Linked DNA regions of Homo sapiens: region 1 is linked to region 2. The links are chromatin loops, found by intact Hi-C in ENCODE. Cell type or tissue: PC-3. All regions are shown on one strand. Links, peaks and the distances in the headings refer to the core of each region. The heading gives the core; the rest is flanking DNA. Region 1 has its middle 8.5 kb from the start of HDAC9. Region 2 overlaps HDAC9 (histone deacetylase 9).

Evidence for each region. Peaks named below come from ENCODE experiments on the same cell type or tissue, not always from the same donor. Only the 100,000 strongest peaks of a DNase experiment are listed, where the experiment ranks them.
Region 1: it touches region 2 in a loop (1.9-fold over the local background); 14 of 110 quality-filtered maps call a loop at or near these places.

Annotation. Positions count from the first base shown.
Region 1 is chr7:18,481,518-18,492,907 of GRCh38, reverse strand. It overlaps a transcript of HDAC9 not described here. Among named protein-coding and RNA genes, the nearest start is that of HDAC9, 8.5 kb to the left of the region's middle. In PC-3, for the core only: no CTCF peak of the experiment used is centred there; no DNase peak of the experiment used is centred there.
Region 2 is chr7:18,540,798-18,552,187 of GRCh38, reverse strand. The region is part of intron 2 of HDAC9 (histone deacetylase 9); the gene reads right to left. Among named protein-coding and RNA genes, the nearest start is that of HDAC9, 51 kb to the right of the region's middle. RefSeq lists an enhancer at 1,162-1,663. In PC-3, for the core only: no CTCF peak of the experiment used is centred there; no DNase peak of the experiment used is centred there; H3K27ac peaks cover 3,298 bases.

The DNA of each region.
Region 1 (11,390 bases), core at 1,135-9,134, 59 kb after region 2:
ATTGGATACTTACAAAAAACCCCACTTGTTTCTCAGAAGAAAAATAAGTATCATCAAAACAACCATCAACTATATTGATTACCATATTTCCATTATTAAGAATGTTGAGTTAATTCTTCCCACATCATCTCAGTAATGTTAGTAAAGAAATGTGACTCAGTTTCTTTTGGGGTATTTATAAAACTACAGTTTACTAATGTGGGGGAAAAAGATATATGTTCTATTACAAGAACTATAACAAGCTAATACAAATGTCAGGCTAGGTAGATGGGTAGTTTAAAAAGTTTCAATGTAACAAATTCAAATTCAATTAAGTAAGCATTTATTGCAAACTAATCCAAATATTATATGTTATATACACATAGGTCAAAGAAAAAGGTAAAAAAAGTAACAAGGGCCAAAAAAATCTCAGGTTCTCAATTTAATAGTAAATGAAAGTGGGAATTAAATCCTAATGTAAAATGTTATTTCAAAGTTACCATAATCCAATTTCTTTCTATGCAGACATATAAGCAAAAAAAAAGTATTAAAAAACCTGTATGGCACCAAAATATTTCCAGAAATATCCTCAGACCTCTAGCTCACAATGACCTTTTCTAAAATGGATTTAGATCACAATCCTGAAAGACACAATCCCACATGCCATAATCCTGAATGTTGAAATCTGAAAAGATACAAAATCCCTAAGGTCTAAATCCCTTAGGTCTAAAATCTCTCACGTCTACAATCCTGAAAATAACAATCTCGAAATATTAAAATCTCAAATATGAAATCTTGAAAGCTGCATTCTGGTGAAGCGATTAGTTTTTGGTCGTATGCAGGATTATTGCATCATGTTAGTTGCATCATGTTAGGCGGCTGTTACAGTCTTTACTTGGAAATTAAGTATGGTTAAGGAGAGACTTACGGGAGCCAAGTTGACAAGGGGTGGACCTGTGGATTCAATTTGAGATGTCACTGGATTAAATACTTAGAAACCTATTAAAGCATTTTTTGGGTGTGTCTGTGAGGGTGCTTCCAGATGACATTAGTGTGAGTTTGAGTGGATTAGGTGAAGAAGATCTCCCCTCAATGTTAGCAGGCACCATCCGATCTGCCGGGGACCCATATAGAACAGACACAGGAGGTGAACTGGTTTCTGTCTGAGAACTAGGGCAGGCTTCTCTTCGAATGCCTTGGACATCAGAAATTTGATTCCACGAGAACTGCATTATCACAACGTTGACTTTGCATATAAGCAGTACTTCTGAACCCAAACATGTCGAAATTTCTTCAATAAATGAAAGAAAGATTTTGTACATCTGCGCTTGTGAAAGAAAATTTATCAGGATCTCGGTTCTTTGGGTAACTATATGCGTGTTGTTGACCCACTGAATTTTTTGATCCATCTTGCCAAAAAGCTTAGCTTCTTCATCCGGAAATTTAAGATGACTACAGTTATATAAAGCTGGGTGCACACAATTATCAACCACAGTGATATGCATTTATACATTTCCATTTTTGACCTATTTCTTTATAAATACGGTTTGTCTGCATCATAACTGTTATACTGGTGTGACTGTTGCTAGTATACCTGAGTGTTTTTGCTTGTAAAAATATGTGCCATTATTTATTTTATCGTGTACAGTGTATTGTTTTGTTTTAATTTTTCTCAAATAAACCCCCTTTTAAAATGTAAATAAATATAAAGAATGTTTTATTATTTCTTTCAGAATTATATTTTCATCTTTTGGGATTTCAACACTTGAGATTATGGAGTTCAAGTTGTATTTTTCTGGATTATAATAGGCTTTCTTCTAAAATCAATCTCAGTTGATAACTGGAAACAAGCAAAGGAGGTAATGTAACCCAATTTATTCTACCACAATGATATATCATCAGTTCATCTGTAATCAAGCAGAGACTTTTCATGTATTAACAAACCCTATGATTCTGGAATGTAAATGAAGTAAGATTTAAAACTTAATTACCTCAAATACCGAATTTGTGCTCTACAATTGTAGTATGCTGCAAATTACTCACCAATAACTGCTGCTCCTCCACTCACTCACTCACTCACTCACTCACTCACTCATTGATGTTACCTCTTCTCCCAACCTCACATTCCTCAAACTATTGTTAAAGCAATAAAACTATATGCATTTGCCTGCAGTCAGTGAGCTTGATTCCCTTAGACCTCCAAGGAATAGGATGGAGGGGAAAGTACAGTGTACTAATTTTTGTTCCAACTCAAGACCTTATTTATCTGAATTTTCTATTTCTTAGAGGAACATCATCAATTCTATGTGAATAAGGGATACTCAATTAACAAGTGATTTCTCCCCACTTAGAAAGCCTAATTAGATAACAAATGGTCTTCTGAGAAAATCTTCCTCATCTGACGCAAGATTTTACAGCAGGTAAAGGGTCTGAGAAATCACGTTGGCATTGAAATTTCAGGGAGACTGTTATATTTGAAAGCAAAACAAATCAACGACAACAAAAACTTTAGAATCATTGGCCTTGCAGTGATTGAAAATAACTCTTCCCTTCAAATGGGATGTGTTGAGCCAAGATTTATTCTATTTTTAGAGGATTACAGAGGATCAAAATCACCTGGGAACTTGCTAGAAGTGCAATTTATTGGTTCCTACCCCAGAACGAGTAAGTCAGAATCTCTGGAAGGAATCTGTATTTTAATCAGCCCTCCAAGTAATTCTGATGCACAATAAAGTTTGAGAACCATAAGATGAGATCATCCTTTCAAAAGCAGGAGTTACACAGCAAAAATATAAAAGAATAAAGTATCTTTTGGTGTGATTTCAAATTAGCCAACATTTTTAGAGAACAATTTTTAAAAATGAAAATAATTAGACTAGGTAAGGCTAGGTAAGAACAAGGCTATCAATATTCGGAGTATGAAAGACTAAGGTGGATTGCTAAGAAAGGGATCCTCTAGCTTGCGAATGAGAGCAGCATTGTACTCTTAAGATGATGGGCATGTGTGCACAGCTTTTCCCTGCTCAGCCATTTTGTTCCAGGTTCTATTTTTTTCTGAGTGTTTTCCAGTTGCACATCAGCCCCTCTCTGCAGCACTCAAGGCAGCCAGCACAGGAGGAGAAATCAATATGGCCCTGTGCAGTCCTGTAATTAGAGATAAGGAAAACTTAATAGTCTTTTGATAGAATCAAGGGAAGTTTATTTTTTCTATGAAAGTGAGTTATTTCATATATTGAATATCAACTATTTCACAGCCACAGTGCAAGCCCTGAAGATATAAATGTATACAAGAATGAGACAGGCCCTACTTTCATGGAATTTTCAGTTTTAGAAGCAATACAATCAAGGTGATTACTATACAGTTTGATAAGAAACTCTGTAACTAAATTTTCTTCAAGTCTTCCCTAAATTTTAATTTATAAGCATGGATTCAAAATAATAAATTTCTCAGGATTGTTATAAGGATGATAGAGAATTATACAATACCTGGCAAATAGGTATTCAATAAATACTAGCTAATATTACTATAACTGATTATTAAAAATATCCTCCTATGGACCTTTAATTCATGATTATTAAAATGTTGAAAAGCTGTTACTCATTTGTTTTTCTAAGAAACTGTATAAATTCTAAAGAAAGTTATATAATTGATTAAATGTTGAATTATTTACTCAGAGTTATAAAAAGTTTCATGCATCAACTTGAAAAAATAGTTCATTTTGCTTTCTCCTGTATTACCAGAGCTTAGCATAATGTCTGGCACATAGTATGTCACTCAATAAATATTTCTGCAATGAATAAATGATTCCTTCTTCAGATGAACCTATTAAGTGACTACTGATCTTGAGTAAATCACTAACATACTATTCAACCTCTAATATTTCATTGTTATTCATTTTATATAGTTTCTTATTAAAATATTAATTTAATAACAAAAATAAACCATAATTAAAAGCTAAGTATATAACTGAATAAAGAATCTCATTGAAAGCAAGTGCAGTTTAATTGCACTTTCACTTTTTGCATTTCCTTTGCCTTGTTCTTGTCCCACAACATAGACCAACCAGTGAAAAAGACTTGGCATCAGACTGTAGCATAAATGATCTCAATGTGACCATCATTATCTAGTACAATTTGAATGAACAAAGTATTAAAATATCTTTCTTGTGAGGCATTTATAGCAGATATCAGCACTAAGAAAATATAAAAATGTGTTTGTAACTCTGCTTTACAGTAATGAACCTTGTACTACTAGTAACCTTGTAGTCATGACAGAGCTTCCAGAAAACTCTGGTTATAAGCTGCATTGGCTAATGTCTTCATGCTCTATCTTTAACTCATGAATTTCACTGAATACACCATTTGCGCTCAAAATTCTAGAAGAAATATATTACAGCTTCAGACCCAACTTTGCCTCCCTTCAAAGGTCACTACAGAAACTTATAACACAATTTTTATACTTCGTATAAACAGCATTTCTGTGACCCTAAAACTAATGTTTCATATAAGATAACTAAGCAACTTAACATCATTTTGCATTAGTATATGTACTACATATGCCTGAATGTATCAGTACATATCAACTAGAAAACCTTGCTTTTCCTTTAAGTGACACGTAATGGTTCATGCTGAATAATGAAGCACTATTTTCTTTATTTAACAGTGTCTACTTTGAAATGCAAGTTAACACTGACTAACCCATCCTATGTTGACTAAGCTATGTACATACAAGGTGTTCACAGGATCAGAAACTTAATGGAAAGCTCTGTTTCAAGAAAAGACTATTTTTAGCTACAGGACTATGAAAATAAAAAAATTCTAGAAGTCCAGTTAAGGATTAGCATTCTGATCTTCACTACTTGGTATGAATCAAAAGTTTATTTTATTCCACAAAATAAGTCTGCTTCTTATGTAGCTGCACATTTAATATTTATCAACTTGGAAATTCTGAACACCAAAAATTCTGTCATGTGTAGCATCTGAATATATACCACATTTGAGAGCTGTGACAAGACTAAGTTACTACTTGCTAACATAATTGTAGCAGATACCAAAAGTCAACCCAGAGCTTTTTACATCATTTCTTGCTACAAAAGTCAAGTTGATACGTGGCATACCACACCATGATCTATAACCAATTTAAATCAAGAGGATTCTAGAAAGCTAGCCTCTGAAAATAGCAACAACTTTTGGTTAATGTTGCAATTCAATTCTGACTTCATAATTCGATCTAATTGGGTGTGAACTATTGAATTTAAGAAATAGCAAGTACCTAAAACATATTTTACTTATGTTTCAACAGATCAAAAGTATTTATAGCAATGGCATATAACTAAATACAAACATTTACAACTGGCCATATCACTAAGTTTATATTATACATCCTATGGTTATGGAATCTTCTCTACTTCAGGACTTCTCTTATTTCAGTGCCAAGAACAGAGGCAAACACACTCTAAGGCCATTCAAGTTTTGACAACCACCTGACCTAGGAGTTCAACCCCTAACTTTCTTTTGCAAACATCATGCAACAGACACAATTCCTGGATATTACCCAAATTTTTCATTTTTCCATGTCTCTGAACATGATGTTCTTGTATTCACTCTTTTTCATTTGGGAAATTCTTTTTCATTTTACCAGTATATAATGTCCTTCTTTGTCCCTTATGATGACTTTTGCCTCAAGATTACTACAACAGACTTTCTTTTTATTCACATTTGCCTGGTAGATATTTTTCTTTCCCTTTATTTTCAACTTTTCAATGCCTTTATTTTAGGCATCACTCTCTTTTATAAGCAGCCTACTTCTGTATCTTTTTCCTTATATCCAATATAAAAGTCTCTGCATTTGGTGAGCTCACAGAAGGGAGATAGAAGCCCTTGCTGGTGCACCATATTCTCTGGAGCTAAAAGCAGTAAATCCTTTTCATCCCCCAAAACACTCTCCAAAGATGATCTCCTTGGCAAAGCCACATGTTGGTTGAATAGATACATATGAATCTACAGAAATGTAGATAAAACATTTGATAACTAAACACTTCCATTCATACTTATTTTCACAAATAAATGTCAGGCACACAATTTTGACCATCTTCTGCATTATCATTCCCCATTCTACCTACCACCCTTCCCAAATCTAATATTTTTTCTGGACGAAATTATACCCAAACATGTTTCATATTATCAATATAAAACATGGAGATTATAAATTATATTATGCTTTATTTTCCTATAATTAAACACAGGAATTAGATATTCAAGATTCCAGAGAATTTACTTAAAACATTTCCATTTCTATACTGAAACTATGTTTACTGAAAATAATTTTAACAATTGTTTCTATGCTCTTAAGGGTCTCCCTGGTTCTGTCTAACGGCCATACTGGCTTCTATTACAGTTTTTCTACAGAACACATTGATGAGACACTCTGAGAACATCAAAGCTCTAATAAAAAGAAGTTCCACCTTACATTGTCATCGAGTTGAAGGCTGTCTTTTCAGCTTTAAAGAGATCCTACATGGTCTAAGCCTTTTGAAGGAAGGGCCTTATGATCATATACTTTCTAGATCAGAGAGATATATTCTGGAAAATGTGGAAACTTTGGCTTCAGATATTAATTTAAATTTGATTCATGAGAATAATGGCATCTCTTTTTTATGAAACAGAACTATATAACTGGTATAGTTTGCCATCAAAGTTCATATGTTGGAAACTTAATTCCCAATGCAACAGTGTTGAGAAGTGAGACCTTTAGGAGGTGATTAGGTCCTTCAGGAATGGATTAATGTCATTATCATAAATGGGTTTGTTATAAAAGCAAATCTAGCCATCTCTTGCTTTCTCATGCTCTCTTGCCCTTCTGCCTTCCACCACGGGATGATGAAATAAGAAGGCCACACAAGATGCCCTTACCATGCTCTTGGATTTCCCAGCCTCCAGAACTGTAAATAAATTTCTTTTCTTTATAAATTGCCCAGTCTGTGGTATTCTATTACAGCAACACAAAACAGACTAAGACAATAACATTTCAAATAATGTGGCTTATTGTATGGATAAGAGGCCTGGATTAAGACAGAATTTGATATGAATTTTGTCTCTGCCACTTATTATGCAGGACTGTACAACTTGGATACGTTACTTAGCCTTTCTGAGTCACAATTCTCTCATGTTATAAATGGGGATATTAACATCTGCCTTTCAGTATAGCTTCAATATTTAGAAACAGTAAATATAAAGTTCCTAGCATTATGATAACATAATAGCACTCAATATACAGTAGTCATTATGATTATAATATAATATTAATACATAAATTAGAACTAAATGATTGAAGGACTACTTAGAATTCTGTATTCTGAACTAAGATAATTGAGTTCTGTATTGCCGAACTAACATCAGCTATAAACATCATAAAACAGAACATAAAAATCATTAGTCTGCTTTGTTTCTTAAAGAAAAAATAAATATATATAATAAATATATATAAATTAAATATGAAAAGTTAGAATGGAAATTTTCATCATATGAATATCACTCTGTAGGCTGCTAAACAAACCATTCATATTCAATGATTCAATGATTCCTAACTGCCAAATAAGATATGGAAATAATGAACAAGAAGGTGGTGGAATATGCTGGGCTATTTGCTATATTCTTTTTATAAAGCCAAATCTGACATTTTAATATGAGAAACGAAGCTTGATAACAACACTCACATGAAATACAGAGCCTTCATTAGGTACAATGAATTACGCCTGTGTTTGTCATTTAATTCGAACCTAGGAATATCTTCAGTAAACAATGTGTTCCCCCCAACTAATGTTTTCTCTCCAGATGGCAGGGACAGTCTATTTAAGAATCAATCAGCTAACATTAGTTATTTCACCTGAAGCTGTAACAATCTGTTTTTTGTAATGAAGCAGGGACTGTTGTCTTATTTTGGCTATGTCTGAAGGAAATTCTCAATGGTACTTGCTTATAAGCAGAAGGGACCCTTTGGAACCCAAGTTTAGTTATTTTAAATTCAAAACCCTAGATGAACTAAAATTTTTTACGTTTTCCTTTTTTTTTTTTTTACAGGTGGGGTCTTGCTCTGTCATCCAGACTGCCATGCAATAGCATAATCATAGTTTACTAAAGCCTCAAACTCCTAGGCTCAAGCAATCTTCTCACGTGATTTCAGAGTAGCTGAGACATAGGCATGCATCACCATGCCTGGTTAATACTTTTTCATTATTTCAATTAGGAATAATTATGTGTTGACTTCAAAAACCGAGGCCTAGTTAAACGAAACTAAAATCTAGGAGCTAAATGGTTCTAAGGGCTAATTAACAGGGAATCCACAAACATAAGTTAATGCTATCCCCTTCAAAAGCTAGGGAGAAAACACTCAGCAGACATAATATTCAAAAACTTCAGGCATTTGATTTCATTTAAAATATGCACTTCACTCAAAACATGCTTATAGCATTACATGAACAAAAAAACTTAAACCAATATGGGGGTTAAGAAATGAGAACCCATGATTATCAAGTTCTATGATAATGGGGCTACCTTTGTATTTCAATACCTATAGACATTTACTTTTTTTTTTTTTAATAGGATCTTGCTCTGTCACCCAGGTGTAGTGCAGTAGTGTAATCATAGCTCACTGCAAACTCAACCTCCTGGGCTCAAGGGATCCTCTCCCCTCAAGCGCTGGGACTACAGGCACACACCACCATGACTGGCTAATTTTTTTTTTTTTTTTTTTTTTGAGAGATAAGGTCTTGCTTTGTTGCCTAGGCTTGAACTCCTTGGCTCAAGCAATCCTCCCACCTCAGCCTCCCAAAGTGCTGGGCTTACAGTGGCCACCATGCCCAGCCCCATAACAGTATTTTAAATATTTAGCCATTAGGGTAAAACTAAAGTACCCTTTTTTACACTTTCAAATGAATCATGAATTATTGTAACATCTCAAAACTGTGTAGATCATTACATAGTAGAATATATTGGCCTTCAGACATTTAAATGTATGTGATTCAAATCAGTTGATAGAAAACAGAAAGATTAAAATAATACTCAAAATTTTGAATTTTGAATCTGTGCCAATAACACAATGTTTAGACAGTCATGATATAAGCCTTTCTGGTAATAAAATTTGTTAATTTTGAACTTTAACAGAATTGCCAATGTAGCATCAGTTTTAGAAAATTTGAGATAAATGAAAAAACAGAAAGAACTTGATTTGTAAAAATTTTAAATGACTTTATTTCCAGATGAGAAAAATTCTGCCAGAAGTTCTTATGTGTATCCAGAAGCAATTTAAAATTTTCTAGAATTAAGCTTCTTAACATAGGGCGACCTGGGTAAGAAGACACATTAGACAACATGGCCACCCTTCATTCCAAAAACCCTCTTTCCCAGGATTTTCCTATGATCATAACAACAATGCCTACTGATACAGGTCATAAATAATCCTCAAAACACATCCACTATCAAACAGATTACTGGTCAAAGTTCTTCCAATTCACTGCTGTGGGTTTATTTTCCTTTATTCTGCTTTTTCTGAAAACCTTGCTCTCATCTTTACTTAGGTTCTTCAAAATCACTGTATCCTGTCTGTATATCAATGCTTTCGCACATGTCCTTTCTAGTTGCTTAAGATGATATCTCCCTCATTTCAGCAATCATTACCTGTTCTTGAGACACCCATTTACATAATACTCATTGAAGCCTTTGTTTTCTTTCACAGAAATCAAAAGTTGACTTTCTTGCCCCAACTTAAGCACATATTTCTTATCCATTAGCTTCCATATTATTTTCTGCATCTCTCTTCTTTCTTTGTAGTATATAAAGCGTAATTTACTGTATATAATGCATATACTATATAATGCATAATTCACCATCTTTTTCTTTTGCTAATTCTTAATATAGCAGTGGAAAAAGTCACACTTCAGAGCAGTACTTCAAAAAAATCTGTCTTATAGAGTAATGCGTTAGACTTTGTTCTGTTTTTAAGGGTTTCCTCATATTTAGATAACAAATATGATTTGCTTTGACAAGTGTTAGTTCTTCCAATGGCTCCTGGGAAGAAGGGCCTTCAGTGTTCACACAAAGTGGGCATGACCAGAGAGGGCAGCAAGCCACTGGACAGGACACCCATGAGCTGTAGAGCCAGGCACACCTAGCTGTTAATGCTCCCTTGGTAATGCTTTGATTCGATGGCCCAGGAAGAAAAGTTATGCTCTGTGATTCCAAAAAAATGTCTTAAAAATGTGTGATGCTTCTCTAAGAAAAAAAATAAATAAGGGCATTGCTCAGTTACTTTTCTTCTTAATTTATGTTTTAATCCTTCAATACAATTTTCTATCCTTCTGTAATAATCATTTGTAAGATTTGATAACTCTAATAACATCTCAAGTATTTATTGCTGGAAGATAACTGAGATCAAGACAAAAATACAAACAATATCCACATAAGGGGAAAATAGTTTTTAAAAAAAATCCCTGAGACGTGGCAGCCAAGGAGAATTTTTTTTTTTTTTTTTTTTTTTTTTTTTTTTTTTTTGGTGAGTCCAGGTCTTACTATGTTGCCCAGGCTGGTCTCAAACTCCTAGGCTGAAGTGATTCTCCTGTCTCAACCTCTCAAGCAGCTGAAATTGCAGGTACACACCACTATGCTCAGCAGCCAGGGATACTCTTTAACAGTGTGACAGGGCACATGAGGGTCCATGGTTGTGCCCCTGTTTTCAGTTCAGACCTCTTCCCTTCTTGCCAGAACAAGCAGAATATGATCTTTTCCATCACCTTAATTTTGCAGAGAAAGTGCAGAGCACACTCAGAGTTACAGAGGCTCCTGACTGAATGATCATGCCTCAAGGCATATATGATGTGGCGATAGGCAATTGATGAATGGCTTGGAAGGAAACCAAGCCCTTTGAAAATGCTGGTAGTGAAGACTTGGCACATAAAGTCACCCACAGGCCATTACAGACACAGCTAATAATGATTTTTCTGCAAATAATTACAAGGATCTGGACATGAGGAAGTAACAACCAGACAAAAGTCTTCATGCAATACTGTGGCCCATCCAGAACTGAACCTCAAGCATTCAGACTACACAAGGCAAGTAATCTAGCCTGGACTTAGCTCCATATGCTAAAGGTATACACTAGATCCACAGTGAGGGGTGAACTGAAGATTCATATCACAACTCATCATTTGTCATGTATAATTTTGCTTTAACTATATAGGAAAGTAAGCCATTCTGCAGTTGATTAACTCACATTACATCATTTTATCATCTTTTCAAAGCCTAGAATGAAAATAAATTTCCTAGGTATTATAATGGATACTGGGGTGACACAATCTGACTACTGAAGACAAAAATACCCTGGTACTCAAAGTAAACAGAACCAAGTATAACCCTTA
Region 2 (11,390 bases), core at 1,155-9,154:
CTTGACATTCTTGATAAAATATATGAACAAATTCAATAAGAGTGTAAGCTACAATATATTTGTCACAGTTTGAAATGAATTCCTGTATAATTTTAATCACAGTTACTACACAGGATTACTTGATAATTCCAAGCCAAATGCTTAATCTTTTAAAAATGCACAAGTCCACAATAACATGTAGCCTCAAAAAGTACTATCTATAGAAGATGCTGATAATAACAAATGTGATCATAATAAAGATAAGATGCTTAATATCTTTTTCCTAAGATAATAATACATAAAATACATTTCAATCCAGCCTCCTAGAATAAGTGTAGTGGTTACCTTCTGCTGTAAATAACGGCTCAAGGAAATTCAGACTCACCACAGAAAAACTGTTAACACCAAATCTAGTTCTTAAAACAATTTTAAACAATGTTGATTCTGTTTGAAACTTAAGCAACAATAACAACAAAGTCTACTTTTTCTTAGCAGGCTAAATTTCAAACAAAAAATGATCCTGTTTTCCAGTATAAAAATAGAATAAAAATAAAATTAGGGATACAGGAAGATATTGAATCACATCATACACATTTGCACTGAGGTAAGAGACACAGTTTAGTAATTGGATCGCTTTTGATACTTATTCTTCTTTTGGCTGAGAGGACACACATTGTCAGGGTTTCTATCTCACTAGTTGCTTCTTGTCTCATTTTCTGGTTCCTTGTCTATTCCCTGACTTCTTAACTCTGGTTCCCCGGGGTTTAGTTCTTGGTCTTCTTCTCCACCTATAGTCACTTCCTCGGTAACCTCATCTAATCTCATGATAAATATCACTATGTGTTGGCAACTCTCAGATATGTATCTCTGCCCTGGATCTCTTTCATGAACTCCAGACTCATATACCCACCTGCCTACAAGCAATGTCTACTTGTATGTCTAAAAGATATATCAAAGTTACCATATCTAAAAAAAGATCTCCTGACATTCCCCCTCAAACCTGCTCCATATGCCATCTTCTCCATATTGGTTGTTGGCAACACTAACCTTCCAGATGCTCATGCCCAAATCCTTGGAATCATGTTTTACCCCTTCCATTCTCTCACAATCTGTATTAAATTCATCAGGAAATCCCTTTGACTCTATCTTCAAAATATCCTGAGGGTTTTTTGATGTATGTGGTTGTTGTTAATAATATGAATAATAATTCTCTCTACCTTCACAGCTAAGAGTATAGAATAAGCCAATGTCTTTCTCAACAGGATTGCTAGGGTCCTAAACTATAATTGAGATCATGTGGTCTTCTGCTGAAAGCCCTGCCATGGCTGACTATTTTGCTCAGAGTAAAAACCAACACCTTCAAAAGCCCTTTGTAGTCAGATCTTTCTTTCCTATCTGACCTCACCTGCACCTACTCTCCTCTCACCACTCTACTCCAGCCACTCTGATCTCCCTGCTGTTTCTTAAACATTCCAGGCATCTCACATCCTAGTGCCTTTGGCCTTGCTATTCTTAGTGATCAGAAAATGCATCGCTCAGATCAATTTATGGCAAAATTCCTTACAGTTTCTCACACCTTACCCTGTTTGAAAATTGTAACTTTCCCTCCATTCCCACCTGATATCCCCCACCTACTTAACTCTTTCTTTATTCCATAGCACTCACTAACTTCTAAAATTTACTTACGAATTAAGTCTGTTTTGTTTCTGTCTCCTCCTCTTGTAATGTAAGCTTTAGAAGAGCAGCAATTTTTTTATCTGTTGTGTTGACTGGTACATGCCAAGCCACATAGACTAACACCTGCCACATACTAAACACTCATTAAATATTTATTGCATAGAATGGAACAGAACAGGATGAATGGAATACATATAGGTTGGGAAATCATAACATAGAATGGAACGAAAAAAATGGGATCGAATATAGTACAGTAAAAAATAGAAGAATAGAGCAGAACAGGTTGGTAGGGCAACTGGCTGTTTTCAGTTTTGTTACTCTACTTCATGCTTTCTATCACTAACTTTCTCTGCTTTAGGTTCTAATCTGTTAAAAAACAAAAAGATTGAGTTATAAAGAATGAGATAGCTATGAAATGATCTGCACTTCTCAAAGAAGTTATATATCCAAATTATAATGACAGGAAAATTAAATAACTAAAATTGAGTTGAAAATGGTAAAAAAAAAATAAAGAATGCCTTTCCAAAAAATGAAGGCATTCCTAAGCAAGAAAAGTAAGCTATCTCAGTATCCTACAAAAAAAAAAGAACTAGGGAGAAGGGAGAGAAAGAGGAGGAAGAAGAAAAAAAATCCTGCAAAAGTAGAAACAAATGATTTTGGAAAGAATAAATGAAATGCCTACATTCCCAATTTACTTCAAAATAACATTTCCCCATAAGAAACTGTGTGTATGTGTGGGTGTGGGTGTGCGTGTGCATAAAATATGACTTTACCAAAAAAAAAAAACCACCTTTTTATTTTGAAATAATTATAGATTCTTGGAGAGTTGCAAAAGTAGTACAAAGAGGAATCCTGTGAAAGCTTCACCTAGTTTTCCCCAATGGTTACATCTTATATAATAATAGTACAATATCAAAATCAGGAAGTTAACATCCTTAAAATGTTAATAAATTGAAGCATACCATATGTAAACTGTTGAAATTGGCTTTTTTTCCTTCAATATAATGCCCTAGAGGTCCATCCAAGCTGTTGTCTGTATCAACAGTACATTCATTTTTATTGCAATGCAGTATTCCATGGCATGGATGTACCACACAGTTTGTTTAACTATTCAGCTATTGAGGGACACTGTGAATGTTTATTGTTTTGAGTTATTTCAAATGAAAACAGCTGCAGTGAACAACTGTGCACAATATTCTGTGCGAACATAAGTTTTAATTTTTGTAGGACAAATTTCCAGAAGTGCAATTGCTGGCTTATATGGTAAATTTGTTTGTTTGTTTATTTATTTATTTCAGACAGAGTCTTGCTCTGTCACCAGGCTGGAGTGCAGTGGTGCAATCTCAGCTCACTGCAACCCCCACCTCCCAGGTCCAAGCGATTCTCCTGCCTCAGCTTCCTGAGTAGCTGGGACTACAGGCACGCACCACCACACCCAGCTAATTTTTGTATTTTTAGTAGAGATGGGGTTTCACCATATTGGTCAGGATAGTCTCGATCTCTTGACCTCGCGATCCTCCCGCCTTGGCCTCCCAAAGTGCTGAGATTACAGGCATGAGCCACCACACCTGGCCTATTTTTTATATCTTTAAAGAATCAGCCAAACTATTTTCCAGAATAGCAGTATCATTTTACATTCCCAATACCAATGTATGAGCGCTCCAATTTATCCACATCCTCACTAGCATTTGACATTATAATTTGAATTCCAGCTATTATCATAGAGATATATATATTTACCCACTGATATTTATTACATTTTTGTGTGCTTACTTGATATTTGTATATCCTCCTCAGTGAACAGTCTTTTAATATTTTTGCCCATTTCCTTATTGCTCTGGTTGTTTATTTTACTGTTGAGTGTTGAGTTATTTATACATTTTAGATATGAGTCCTTTGTCATAAATGTGTTACAAAAGTGTTGCTTTTTTTACATAGTGAAGGTTACACCAATAGACTCACATACACTTATTAAAGCAATAAATCCAAGAGCTAATTACATACCAGATACAACTACAGACATATCTCATTTTATTTTGCTTTGCTTTATTGTGCTTTGTAGATATTTTTCCTCTTACAAATTGATGTTTTGTGGCAACTCGGCTTTGAGCAAGTGTGTCAGTGTCATTTTTCCAGCAGCATGTGCTCACTTTATGTCTCTATCAAATTTTTGTAATTCTTGCAATAGTTCAATTTTTTTTCATTATTATTATATCTGTTAGGGTAATCTGTAATCAGTGATCTTTGATGTTACTAGTGTAATTGTTTTGGAGCACCACGAACCACACCCATATAAGACGGCGAACTTAATCTGTAAATGTTGTGTGTGGTGTTCCGACTTCACTGACCAGCAGTCAGTCTCTGACTCTCTGCCTCTCCTCAGGTCTCCCTATTCACAGAGACACAAGAATATTGAAATTAGGGCAATTAATAACCCTACAATGGCCTCTAAGTGTTCAAGTGAAAGAGAAAGAGTTGCACATCTCTCTTTCAATCAAGAGCTAGAAATGATTAAGCTGAGTTAGGAAGGCATGTTGACAGCCAAGACAGGTGGAGAGCAAGGCCTCTTGAACCAAACCACAAAATTGTGAATGCAAATGGAGGGAGGGAGAGAGGGAGGGAGAAAGGGAGAGAGGGAGAGAGGGAGAGAGGGAGGGAGGGAGGGAGGGAGGGTAGGAAGGAAGGAAGGAAGGAAGGAAGGAAGGAAGGAAGGAAGGAAGGAAGGGGTTTCTTGAAATGGAATCTACTCCTGGTGAAGATGCTGTGAACACTGTGGAAATGATGACAAAGGATTCAGAATATTACATAAACTTAGCTGATAAAGCAGAAGCAGGGTTTGAGAAGCATTGACTTCAATTTTGAAAGAAGTTCTAGTGTAGGTCAAATGCTATGAAACCACATCAGCATTACTTGCTGTAGATAAATCTTTCATGAAAGGAAAAGTCAATCGATGCAGCCAACTTCATTGTTGTCTTATTTTAAGAAAGTGCCACAGTCGGCCGGGCATGGTGGCTCACGCCTGTAATCCCAGCACTTTGGGAGGCCGAGGAGGGCAGATCACAAGGTCAGGAGATCAAGACTGTCCTGGCTAACATGGTGAAACCCCGTCTCCACTAAAAATACAAAAGATTAGCCGGGCGGGGTTGCAGGTGCCTGTAGTCCCAGCTACTCGGGAGGCTGAGGCAGGAGAATGGCCTGAACCCGGGAGGCAGAGCTTGCAGTGAGCGGAGATCGTGCCACTGCACTCCAGCCTGGGCAACAGAGCGAGACTCCGTCTCAAAGAAAAAAAAAGAAAGTGTCAGAGTCACCCTATCCTTCAGCAACCACCACCCTGATTGGTCAGCAGCCATCGACATTGAGGCAAGACCCTCAGCCAGCAAAAAAGGTTGTGACTCAGTGAAGATGATCATTAGCAATTTTAAGCAATAAAGTAATTTTTAATTAAAGTATGTATAGTTTTTAGGCTAATGCTGTTACATACTTAAATGACTACACTGTAGAGTAAACATAACTTTTATAGGCTGAATAAGGTAAGTCAGCCAGATTTCACAGGCAGACTGCATTTTAGCTGCTCTAGCAAAAATATTTAGTAGAAGTTATAACTATTACAGAAATTTAGTTTTACTGGTGACCTTGGAATATGATTATCCACGGGGTCTCTAATCTCAAATTCTTCAGGACAGACCATTGCAAATAAGCAAGGCCACAAAACACACAACGGAGAGAAGTTTCACTGTGAACACTCTCAGGTGAGGGGAGACTGGTGACTCAGCGATTCTCCAACTCTGTCCCTGCTGGAGAACTTTCTATGAATATATTTACATTTGTTGATGCACTACATTATTAATAGGGAAAATACCACCCCATCACTATACAACACAAAATACCAACAAAGCAAACAACTTGCCTATTTTAAAATGGTAATAAGTTCTATAAGCTTCATCCTAGGTGTTAAAGTCAAACAAAAGACTAAGAGAATGAGAAGGAGAAAGAAGGTGTCAGGATAGGTCAGGTTGAAATATAAGGAGAAGCTATAATTTATTGAGTATCTCCTTGTGTCAAGCACTGTGATAGGTACTTGTCATCAGCTAACTAGTCTAATCCTCATAAGAACTTGGAGAGTTCGTATTCCGAGTTTACAGGTGACAAATCTAAGAGTCAAAGAAACCTTATGCCTTGATCCAGATGTGACCCAGTGAGAGTGAGATGCATGGGACTATATATCCCATTCTAAAAGCTGACTTCTTGCCACTATACCAAGAATATTTCCACAAGTTTATATTCTGAAATCATATTCTTACACTGAAAAGATTTTTTTCAAAAACAAAATAGAATCACTAACTCTAAAAAGAACATCTCTTTCCAACATCTATGCAATCATTAGGCTAGGGCATGTAGTGCTTGGCAAAAGGGGCAGGAAGAAAAGCAGCCAAAAATTTAGGAGATATTCAAATTACTCCCGTTCACATATTCCTGCAGAATAAGATCACAGTTTTGTCAATATGCATAATATAAGTGAGAATAGAAATTTGTATTGGGAAAAAATAATGTAATCTGAGGAAGTAAACTTGCACCAAACTCAAGAAATTTTAGTCTAGAGATTCACAGGCCAAAGAATAAGAAAGTCAAGCTTTATTCTTTTCCCCTCTCTTATTTTATCCTATATAAGTAGGGAGGTATTTAGGGATGTTGTAGTGCATAGTGAACCAGTAGGTCGAATTTTGCCACTTAACATATAATTCTCTTGACACTACAGTGCACATGTGCCCTTTCATTCATTTCATACCTGCCATTTTATTTCTTAAATTTATTAAATTTCCCTCAATCTCCTTATGGATATCTGTTTGGCATTCTCGCACCTCACACTTGTAGCAGGCACTGTTTTGGGTGCTGCAGATATAAAGTACTAATACACAATGCCTATTCCCAAGGAACTTAAAGTCAAGCCCAGCAGTTTCAAGCCTTCTGCTTTATGGTGCCCGTGGCATATCCATAATTTTTTACTACACCCCCTAGGCCAAAAGATATACCTAATAATTGAGTTTCTTGAGTTGTCAAGTCCAAACAATTTAATAACTATTTACGTCCTAAAAACTCAACAACTTCTGGTCACTACCCAACTTCACAAACCTTGAAGTCAGATTGGAAACTGCCATTCTCACTTCTTATTCCACAGTGATATTCACCAAGTATTTGATTCTTATCACAGCAACTTCCAAAACCAAGTTTTACAAAGAGACATTATTTAAAAAAAAAAAAAGAAAGCTAATGTTGAAACTGTGAACTATCTTGAGTTAGTAGTTCATTTAGTGCTTGACAGATGCCACTGTGTTTCCATTCACACTTTAAAATGTCCTACGGCACTCCTATGTCCACCCTGGGGTGTCTAAGCACACACTTTGGGAACCATACGTTTAGTGCAGGATTTCTCAACTTTGGAACCATTGACGTTTGGAGCCAGATCATTATTTTGTTGTGGGGGAGCTGCTCTGTGCATTGCAGGATGTTCAGCAGCATCCTGTGCCTCCATCCATTAGATGCCAGTAGCATCACTCCACCACCGCTCAGTTTTGACAACCAAAAATGTCTCCAGATATCGCCAAAGGTTTCCTGGAGGGCAAAATCACTCCTATGTGAGGTTCACAGGTTTCCTGGAAGAAACAGATAAGTAAGTCAACATTTGCCAAGGAATAGCATCATGGCTCTGACAAAGGTAGCCATTTGGCAATGACCTCCACAATGCAAATCCAGTGGTAAATTCTTTATGTATTTGACCTAGATGATCAGCTCCCCCTTCCTGAAATACTGTCTTTCCTTAGTTTCTAATAGTCCACATCCTCCTGTTCTCTTAATTCATTAACCACTCATACTCATCTTTGTTGTTGTTGTTAGACTCTCTTTCTGCTCCCTAAATGGTGGAGTGTCCCAGAGTTCAGACCTCAGAACTTGTATCTTCACAGACTATGCTCACAGCCCTGGTAGGCATGTCAGCATCATAACTTTAAGTACTATCTATATGAGGATGATGCCCAAATACATATCTCTGTTCTGACCCTTTTCCTAAACACTGTCCCTTCAACATCTCCACATTGATGCCTGGTTGGCATCTCACACCTAATAATACAGCCAGAATCTATTAACATGTTTTCATTCTTAAACATGTCCTTCACTCAGCATTCACCAAAGTGCCACCAAAATCCATCCAATTATTGAAGCCCAAAACTTAAAGAGTTGTCCTTGAGGCTTAGCTTTCTTTAACCTATACCAAACCTATGAGATCTTTATCAACTCTACCTTCAAAATATCCTTCAAATCTGATAACTTCTCCCCACCTCCAGTGTTGTCACCTAGATCCAAGCCAGCAACATCAATTAGCTAAATCACCATGACAGCCTCTAGCTGACCATCCTGCTTTCACTTTGGGTCCTACAATCCCTTCTTACAGAGCAGCCAGAAGGTTGCCTCTTAGTATTTTACTACGTAAATAAGATCATGTTATTCTACACACTTAAATTAAAATCCAAAGATCTTACAGTGGCCTCAGGACTTTATCATACAGCATCTTGGTGTCTTCCTGGTCACATTTCTTGCTGCACTTCTGCTAGTCTCAACCTTGTAAGCCACTTTTCTTTTTTTTTTTTTTTTCCTAAAATACACTGAACGAGTCCAGGACTTTTAAATATGCTGTTCCCTATAATTAGAATGCTTGTCCCTCAGATATTACTGCTGTTCACCCTCTTGCTTCTTTGAGGTGCTGATCAAAATCACCTCAAAATAAATTTAGATTTTATGTTTTAAAAAATATATTCCATCTCCTCCATAAGAATGCAGGCCCCACGAGAGCAGGAAAATTTTACCTTTTTGTTCACCAAGACTGTAGTTAGCACTTAATATAGCATCTGGCATTTAGTGGTATCTCAATTCATATTTTTAAACAAATGAATACCAGAAAATATGATGAACAGATCTGCATGTGGTGTCACAAAAGTAGAGAAGAAAGGCATGTGCATCTGAACAGGGTGATAGGATAAGTTTCATAGAGCAGGCAATGTTTTAGCTTGGTTTTGAGAAGGGAAAAGCAGAAAGGGAAGGAAAGCACTCCAAGTAGAGGAAATGGCTTGGTGGGTCAGAGCTCAGAAGACAGAAGCAGCAGGGCTTGTTGAGGAAACTCTAGGCGAGTGAACAGAGCTGGGGCACTGAGCAGCAGTCCTCAGCCATTTTGGGTCTCCACATCATGCAAATTCACCATTCACATGTCCCTCAGAAAATCTTCCATGTCGTTTTCATGTAAAGATGTATGTCCCTCTATTTATGATGTATCAGAATCTCTTAAGGTGTGTGGGTAGAGAATTTGGAAGGAAACCTAGAGAGAAAAAATGACTCGATAAATACACAGGGTCTGTCAAAAAATAACTTTAAAAGGTGTATGTTTATGTGTGCATGATAATGCACACTTAAATATTTCTATTATTATCTTGAAAGTGATGGAGGCATTTTGAACTAAGAATTACCATAGTCGGAGCATTCTCCTAATTTATTATTTGTAAAATGTGATATCTACATATTGCATGACATAAATATACCATGAGCTATTTCTTCATTCCCGTTATTGAGATTTTAGGTAGCTTCTAATTTTGCCATTATAAATAACAGTAATTAATATACTTCATTAATTTTTAACATATTACACACTTAGGATAAATTTCTAGAGCTAGATTAACTCTGTGAAAGACTATAAATATTTTAATGCTCTGATACATAGTGGTAACTGATCCTCCAGAAAGAAAACAGACACATATTCTCCCATCAGTACAGTACAGGGCCTTTTGCCACAATCTTATTAATATGAAGTATTTTTAAAAATATTTCCAAATTTAATAGATTTATATATCATGATGTTATTTTGTGTTTTCTTGATTATTAATGATGTTGAGCTTTGTTGCATGTATTTACTGTCACTTATTAATCTTTTTAAAAAAGTATCTGCACATATTCTATACAAAGAAAAATCTTAGAATTTTCCTGTACTGTAGGACTATTGCTAACATTTAATAGTATTAATTGATTATTCAAATATTAACTTAGGCATCCTATGTGCCAGGAACTGCTTTAAATGTTTTATACATATTAGTTCATTCAATCCTCCTAACAGTCATATGAAGGAGGTTTTATTAAGGTATTTATATTAGAGATGAGGAAATTGAGGTATAGAGAAGTTGGTAATTTGATCAAGTTCCACAGCTATCAAAGCAGGGAGGCAGAGTTTGCTTCAGATATGCTCCTAACCCCTCTGTAGGAGAAGCTCTAAGGGGAAAATGAGTTTAATTTTGTATATGTCATTTTTCATAAGCCTATAGAACATCGAGATCAGTGGTTCGTGAATAGAGATGATTTTATTGCCCCGGGGTCTTATGGCAACTTCTGAAGACATTTTTGATTGTCACCACAGAGTGGAGTGTTGTGCTACTGGCATCTAGGGCGTAGAGGCCAGAGACGCTGCTAAACATCCTGCAATGGGAAGGATGGCACCCCACAACAAAGAACTGGCCAGTCCAAAATGTTAACAGCATCAAATCTCAAAAACCCTGATCTAAATGGATATATCTGTAGGAAGTCTGGAATTTAAAAAAGCGGTCTAGGCCAGAGAGAAAGATTTGGTATAAATAATACAGATTTACCATAAAGGATTACATTTTCATGAATCACTATGAACATATGTTGTTATCTAAAATTCCACTCACAGTCTGCTTGCCATCAAATTTATTATTAAGATTTACAGGATTAAATAGACTATAAAATCTGAACATTTAAACACATAATTCATTTAGAGAGGGCCCTTGTATTTCAGTCACTGTACAGATATAGAATTCCTGTTTCTGTTCCAACAAAAATATTTCTAAACAAAATTCCACATAATTAATTATTATGTTTGTCACCACAATGCTTGCAAGCAAATAAGATCGTTGCTGAGTAACACAGAATGGAATATTTTAGACATTAGGAAATTCCAACCAGAGAAAAACATAAAATTAAGGAAAGAATGTATTAGAGAGACAGTTGAGCCCCAATTAGAGTCATTAGCTTGGGAGCCCCTTGTGAAAGGACTAGTACCATGTGGACAGATATGGCAAGGCATAGTTGGTGATTCAAAGAGTTTCTTCAAGAAGTTAAGAGCTACTTTCGCTCTTCTGGAATCTTGGCTGGCACACCGGGCTGCCAAGGTCACGTTCTACTGGCAGGCTGCAAAGCAAAAGGCACCCATCCATGCATATTAGCAAGGGGCAAGGTGCCAACTGGAAGGCATGGCAAAGGCTATCTGCTTCCAGAAAAAAACAAATGTTATAACCAGTTGTATTTTCAATCAGAAAAAAAAAAAAAAAAAAAAAAAAACACGGTTCCTTGGATATTTGAAACACTTAATGCTATTTCCAGCTGGGAAAGTTAAATAACCATCACTATAGATGCCATGTATTTAGTATGGTGGAGTGTGTGCTTTGGAGTCAAATACCTGGACTCAAATTCTGGCTTTCTTACTTACTGGCTGTATGATCTTAGGCACATTACATGCTTGGTGTCAGTTTCTTTATCTATAAAACAGGGGAAATAATAGTATCTATCTTCTAAAATTCTTACGAGAATCATGTAGGTTAACATATGTAAAGTCCTTACAATAGTGTTTTACTTATGCTAAATGCTCATTAGTGTTGGGTATTTTAATATACTTTTGAACTAAA